Regions from separate parts of the Homo sapiens genome. Here region 2 is linked to region 1. The links are chromatin contacts, found by Hi-C or POLR2A ChIA-PET in ENCODE. All regions are on one chromosome and are shown on one strand. The core of a region is the stretch at or near the end of the contact, and the rest is flanking DNA. Distances in the headings are between cores, read along the strand shown.

Region 1 (3,555 bases), core at 431-2,930:
GGCCAAATCAGGCAGCATGTCTGGCCCAGGTGTCACAGAAGCCGGGGCAGGAAGAGCCTCTGGGGCCGGATGTTTCACCAGGTCTGGGAGGACTCAGTAAATATTAAACAGCCCCTGGCATGCCAGACAAGCTTCCAGACGGGCACGTGCAACCTGCCGGCCCCAGCCCTCACGTGAGGTTGCTACAGCAGTCCTTCTGCCTGGTGTGGTTGGCAGAGGCCTTGGTACTCGGCTGTTGCAAGTGCAGGCTCTGGAGGCAGACAGGGCCGGGCTCAAGTCCTGCACCTGCCCCCAGCCTCCAGGCGGGACAATTATAGGACTGACTGCACAGGCTTCAGGTGAAGACTCCATGCAACAAGGACGTGAGCCAACCATTTACCCAGGTGCCTGGCGGTGCTGGCCACTGGGTGATGATGACAGGCATGCACTCGGCACTTGCCAAGCTCAAATTCTGCTCTCAGTGCTTTTGTTTTTTTTTTTTTTAATTGAGACAAGGTCTTGCTCTGTCTCCCAGGCTGGAATGCAGTAGCGTGATCTCAGCTCACTGTAGCCTCCGCCTCCTGGGCTCAAGTGATCCTCCCACCTCAGCCTCCTGAGTAGCTGGGACCACAGGAGTGCACAATTACACTCGGCTAATTTTTTGTAGTTTTGGTGGAGACAGGGTTTCACCATGTTGCCCAGGCTGGTCTTGAATTCCTGAGCTCAAGTGATCCGCCTGCCTTGGCCTCCCAAAGTGCTGGGATTGCAGGCGTGAGCCACCACGCCCGCCTGGCCTGCTCTTGGTGCTTTACATGTATGGACTCATTTCTCCTGACACAGTCTTTGAGGTCAGGCCCCCTGGTACCGTCCAGGAAACTGAACTTGCATCACTCGCCTCTGGCTCCAGAGTCTGTGTGCTTGACAGCTTCACAGGCAGGGCTGGATATGAGCCGCCTCTTTCTCCAGCCTCCTCTCCTTGAAACTTAATGGCTGCTATTTCGTTTTCACACCCACACTTCTTAGCCATCCCAACAGAGGAATTCCCAAGCTGAGGAGGATGTCCCAGTGGCTCCTGGCTCGGGGAGTACCTGCCTGACTGCCTGGGGGAGGGAGACCTGGCTGAGGAGGGGCAGGAAAGGGGGAAGGGCAACCATGCCTGTCAACTGGGGCAGAGTAGGACAGTATCGGGGCCTGGCCCTCTCCTCCTTCATCCTCACTGTTTATCCTCTCATCTCTCTATCCTCCCACCCCCCAGGTCCAGCTCTTGGGAAATGGCCTTATTATGTCAATCATTCACACCTTAGTATAAAATTTCCCCACCAGGTTACTTCCCCAAGTGAGCCATCTGACTGTGGAGTAAAAATCCCTGTCTATAGTGAAAGGGGTTTCAAGGTGCCAGAGTAGGGGTCAAGGTGGTGATGGGAAGAGAAGGGGCATCAGCCCACCCTCTCCATGCAGAGCCCTGCCCTCCTGCCAGGTTGTTTGCCTTGACAGTGCGGCTGCGCTTCGGCCTGCTCGGGTTACCAGGGAACAAGGCCAGAAGGTGGGGCCTGAAACCCAATCAGGCTCCAGCCCTGGCTCCAAGGGTTCAGACCCCAGGGAGCTCGACGGAGACAGGAAGTTAAAAATAGATGCACCGCTTCCCCGTCGGTGTGGGCAGCTTCTTCCTTGCCCTCACACAAGGGGGCGGCAGAGGCCAAGGCCAGGTGGGGGCTGCCCAGGGACCTCCGAACCAGCCCAGGCCCAGCATCCTCTGGCATCCTTGACAATCAGATGGGGGACAGGAGGGGTCTGAGATATTAGAGCCATCAGGGCTGTCTTTCCTAGACTAGGACTTGGACACTGTGGGACCCTTGCTGACGGCCAGCGAGCCCTGGTGTCAAGGGGATGGATCACCTCTGTCCTCCTTCCTCCCAAAGAGCTGATCCCAGGAATCCAGGAAGGGGCCAACGAGAGGCAGAGGCCTACCGTGGGGGCACTCTCTGGGCAGAGCTCCCCTCTAGGGCCTGAGGGGACATGTCCCATGGATGCAGGACATTCAGAGGCCCCCACAGGCCTGGCAGGAGGAGAGCTGCAGGCAGGGCCAGTTGTGAAATTTGTGGGGTCTAGTGCGAAATAAAAATGCAAGGCTCTTTATTCAAAATTTATCAAGAATTTTGGGCCAGGCGCGGTGGCTCACGTCTGTAATCCCAGCAGTTTGGGAGGCCGAGGTGGGTGGATCACCTGAAGTCAGGAGTTCCAGACCAGCCTGGCCAACATGGTGAAACCCTGTCTCTACTAAAAATTAGCTGGGCATGGTGGCACATGCCTGTGATCCCAGCTACTCGGGAGGCTGAGGCAGGAGAATCACTTGAACCCGGCAAGTGGAGGTTATGGTGAGCTGAGATTGTGCCATTGCACTCCAGCCTGGGCAACAAGAGCAAAAGTCCGTCTCAAGAAAAAAAAAAAAAAAAATAGCCAGTGTGGTGGCCCATGCCTGTAGTCCCAGCTACTCAGGAGGCTGAGGCAGAAGAATTGCTTGAACCTGGAAGGTGGAGCTTGCAGTGAGCCTAAATTGCACCACTGCACACCTGGGTGACAGAGCAAGACTCTGTCTCAAAACACACACAAAAAAATTGTATTAAGAATTTCTATTTGGTGCCAGGCACAGTGGCTCACACCTGTAATCCCAGCATTCTGGGAGGCCGAGGCAGGTGGATCACCTGAGGTCAGGAGTTCGAGACCAGCCTGACCAATATGGTGAAACCCTGTCTCTACTAAAAATACAAAAAAAAAAAAAAATTAACTGGCATGGTGAGGCACACCTGTAATCCCAGCTACTCAGGAGGCTGAGACAGGAGAATTGCTTGAACTCAGGAGGCGGAGGTTGCAGTGAGCCGAGAATATGCCACTGCACTCCAGCCTGGGCAACAGAGCGAGACTCTGTCTCAAAAGAAAAAAAAAAATACAAAAATTAGCCGGGCGTGGTGGCACGCTCCTGTAATCCCAGCTACTCAGGAGGCTGAGGCAGGAGAATCACTTGAACCTGGGAGGCGGAGGTTGCAGTGAGCCAAGATCGCGCCATTGCACTCCAGCCCGGGCGAGAGAGAGAAACTGTCTCAAAAAAAAAAAAATTTTGGGAGGCTGGGGTGGGAGGATCATTTGAACCAAGGAGGTCAATGCTGCAGTGAATCGAGATCGCACCACTGCACTACAACCTGGGCGACAGAATGACACCCACAAAAATTTCTAGAGCACAACAGCAGAGCGTTCAATCAAAGTACAGAGCACAGGCTACACGCTCATGAAGCCGCCCTTGGGTACAGGGTCTGCAGACCCTACCCCTCCTTCCAGACCACACAAGGGTCCCTACAGTGCTTCAGTGGACCAGCCCCACTCCAGGGCACACAGCTGGGAGAGGGTCACCTGGGCCGGATGGCCCCCTGGCCAGGTAACCCGCACAGCTGACCTTCCCAGCCTTGATTACAGACCCCTGCAAGAAAGTGGGGGACTCTGATAAAGCCCAGGAAGAGGCAGCTCAGAAATGGTTAAGTTGAGAAACAGCATCATTTCCTGGCCGGTTTATACTTAACCCCC
Region 2 (3,555 bases), core at 293-2,792, 160 kb after region 1:
TGATATGGCGGCAGATTTCACATAGAGCAGCATCTCATTTACAAAGAACACAGAATGCCATGCCATGGACTCCAGAGATGGAAAAGTCCTTTGAGGCTGGGCACGGTGGGTCATGCCTGTAATCCCAACACTTTGGGAGGCTGCAGTGGGAGAATGGCTTGAGCTCAGGAGTTTGAGACCGGCCCGGGCAACATGGTGAAACCGTGTTTCTAACAAAAATTACCTGGGCGTGGTGGTGTGCGCCTGTAGTCCCACCTGCCTGGGAGGCTGAGGTGGAAGGATTGGTTGAGGCTGGGATGTCTAGGCTGCAGTGAGCCGAAATCAGTGCCACTGAACTCCAGTCTGGGCCACAGAGAGTGAGACCATGTCAAGGCAAGAAAAGAAAAGGTCGGGCACAGTGGCTCATGCCTATAATCCCAGCACTTTGGGAGGCCGAGGTGGGTGGATTGCCTGAGCTCAGGAGTTCTAGACTAGCCTGGGCAACACGGTGAAACCCTGTCTCTACTAAAATACAAAAAAAATTAGCCGGGCGTGGTGGCGTGCACCTGTAGTCCCAGCTATTTGGGAGGCTGGGGCAGGAGAATCACTTGAATGTGGGAGGCAGAGGTTGCAGTGAGCTGAGATTGTGCCATTGCACTCCAACCTGGGTGAAAGAGTGACTCCATCCCACAAAAAAAAAAAAAAAAAAAAATGAAAGGAAAGGAAAGGGAGAGAGGAAAGGTGTGGGTGGGGAGAGAGAGAGAGAAGAGGAGAAAGAGGAGAAAGAGAAAGAAGGAAAGAGAGAGAGAAGGAAAGAGAGAGAGAAGGAAAGAGAGAGAGAGGAAGAAAAGAGAGAAAGAAAGAAGTCTTTAGAATTTTAATGAAAGGCCAGGTGTGATGGCTGATGCCTGTAATCCCAGCACTTTGGGAGGCTGTGGTGGGAGGATGGCTTGAGCTTAGGAGTTCGAGACCAGCCTGGGCAACATGGTGAAACCCCGTTTCTACAAAAATTACCTGGGCATGGTGGTGCGTACCTGTAGTCCCAGCTACCTGGGACGCTCAGATGGGAGGATTGGTTGAGCCCAGGAAGTCGAGGTGGCAGTGAGCCGAAATCAGGGCCACTGCCCTCCAGCCTGGGCCACAGAGTGAGACCCTGTCAAGGCAAGAAAGTCAAGGCAGAGAGAAAGGAAAGAAGGAAGGAAGGGAGGGAGGGAGGGAGGGAAGGAAGGAAGGGAGGAGAGAGAAAGGGAGAAAGAAAAGAGAGAAAGAAATAAGTCCTTAGAATTTAATGAAAGGCCGGTTGCGGTGGCTCATGCCTGTAATTCCAGCACTTTTGGAGGCCTAGGCGGGTGGATCGCCTGAAGTCAGGAGCTTGAGACCAGTCTGGCCAACATGGTGAAACCCCGACTTATTTAAAAAAAAAAAAAAAAAGAAAAGAATCTTGCTGAAAGAAGAGAGAAAGAAGTTCTTAGAATCTTAATGAACAAAAACTCAAGTTTCTGAAACAAGAAAACAAATGTCTCAAATAGTCTAAAGAATACGGTTTTTTACTAGGGTGTTTAGCAATTTTCTTGCAGATTCTGATCTATCTCTATGTGATATAATAGGTGCAAAGCTCAACTGCTCCACTCAGCGGTTATGTGTGGGGGCCTCATTTTCTCCAGCTGTGGGATTGGGAAGCAAGTCGATTCCTTTTTTATAATTTTGAAATCCAGGAAACGCCAAAACCGTTAGCTTTCTTTCCCATCAGTTTGGCAGAAATTCACTGAGGTGAAGAGACGGGAGGTTATTTAAGGCCTCTATTTAGCTCATTTAAGGTGAATATCCACACACTTTGCTGAGAAATACGATCAGATAAGAGGATGCTGCCCCAGCTCCCATGGGACTTGTATGTGCTTTGTATTAGCCTTCTACAATCCACAGAGCTCAGATTCTGAAACACGTCTGGCCCTAGCGGTTTTGGATGAGGGGTAACACCTGTAACACCCAGAGGTGGCTGAGAGCAGTGAATGAGAATCCACGGACAGCACTGAAATTCACACCTTGGGGAACCTCTGATGTCCCTGTATCTGGCCAGTAGTTTCTGCCACTTACTGTTTAGATAGACGCAGAGAAAACAAGTAGGGACACAATTTCGGTAGCTGGAAGGGAGAACATTCCTTCGCCCTCCAACTAAGTGACTCTCCTCTCGCTTCTCAAGGCCAAGGAAGCTCTGCCGTAAGGCTAAACGCGACACTCAGGGAGCATTTGGAATCTTGCCCTGTGGCCTCTTGCCTCTAAAGCTGCAAGACCCTTTATGTGGCTCTGCTGTGGAAGGGAAAGGAGTAGAGAAAAACTACTCAAATGACTGCAGAGATGTAGAAGCTTTCCTTATCAGGGAGAGAATGGGAAGCTGCGATTGCTGTTTCCTGTTACTGTAGTGAACATTTCAAAATTATGACATAAAAATGGTTTTTGTTTCTTTTTTTGAGATGGCGGTCTCGCTCTCTCACCCAGGATGGAATGCAGTAGTGTGATCACGGCTCACTGCAGCCTCAATGTCCCAGGCTCAAGTGATCCTCCTGCCTCAGCCTCCTGAGTACCTGGAACTACAGGTGCATGACACCATACCTGGCTAATTTTTGTAATTTTTGTGGAGATGGGGTTTCACCATGTTGGCCAGGCTGGTCTTGAACTCTTGAGCTCAAGTGACCTACCCACCTTGGGTGGCCAAAAATGTTCGTTTATGTATTTATTTATTTTTGAGATGAAGTCTCGCTCTTGTCCCCCAGGCTGGAGTGCAATGGCGCGATCTTGGTTCACGGCAACCTCCACCTCCCTGGTTCAAGCGATTCTCTTGCCTCAGCCTCCCCAGTAGCTGGGATTACAGGCGCCTGCCACCATGCCCGGCTAATTTTTATATTTTTAGTAGAGATGGGGTTTCACCATCTTGGCCAGGCTGGTCTGGAACTCTTGACCTCAGGTGATCCGCCCGCCTCAGCCTCCCAAAGTGCTGGGATTACAGGCGTGAGCCACTGTGCCTGGCCCAAAAATGTTTTTTAATATCTGGGTTTTTATTGTTGGTGGTGGTGTTGGGGTGTTTGTTTGTTTGTTTGAGACAGCATCTTACTCTCTTGGCCAGACTGGAGTGCAGTGGCACAATCTCGGCTCATCGCAACCTCTGCCTCCGAGGTTCAAGAGATTCTCCTGCCTCAGCCTCCTGAGTAGCTGGGATTACAGGAGCAAGCACCACCAAGCCCAGCTAATTTTTGTATTTTTACTGGAGACGGGGTTTCACCATGTTGGCCAGGCTGGTCTCGAATTCTTGACCTCAAGCAATCCACCCGCCTCAGTCTCCCAAAGTGTTGGGATTACAGGCATGAGCCACCGCACCCAGCCAATACCTGTTTTTAAACTATGCTTCTATGTAGATGGGTTGTGCTTGAAATTATTTCACTAGTGGGGAAACACACTAAGTAGGAGAGCGACTTCACATTTTATTTATTTTTTCAGAGAGAGGTGCCCAGGCTGGTCTCAAACTCCTGGTCCCAAGCGATTCTTCCCCCTCAGCCTCCCACAGTGTTGGGATTACAGGTG

Evidence for each region. Hi-C counts contacts between places; a loop is a spot of excess contacts on that map. ChIA-PET counts read pairs that join two places held with the same protein, here RNA polymerase II (POLR2A). Pooled maps may share reads with other maps.
Region 2: a loop to region 1 is called in a map of Caco-2, with 20 times the contacts of the local background. The contact joins two enhancer-like sites. A Hi-C loop is called at or near these places in 6 of 168 maps with a recorded cell type or tissue (Caco-2, Calu3, HCT116 and 3 more), 2 of 37 single-sample maps with no recorded cell type and 8 of 50 pooled maps. POLR2A ChIA-PET finds 5 or more read pairs at or near these places in 12 of 52 experiments (A549, AG04450, GM10248 and 7 more).

What each region holds. Positions count from the first base shown.
Region 1 is chr20:50,624,602-50,628,156 of GRCh38, forward strand. All of the region lies in intron 2 of RIPOR3 (RIPOR family member 3), which reads right to left. Among named protein-coding and RNA genes, the nearest start is that of MIR1302-5, 12 kb to the left of the region's middle. RefSeq lists an enhancer at 403-1,364. Within about 2 kb of position 1,681, at least 7 of the 41 ENCODE cell types and tissues checked have a DNase peak (open chromatin) inside an H3K27ac peak, as active enhancers do.
Region 2 is chr20:50,786,594-50,790,148 of GRCh38, forward strand. No RefSeq gene overlaps it. Among named protein-coding and RNA genes, the nearest start is that of BCAS4, 6.7 kb to the right of the region's middle. Within about 2 kb of position 1,543, at least 6 of the 41 ENCODE cell types and tissues checked have a DNase peak (open chromatin) inside an H3K27ac peak, as active enhancers do.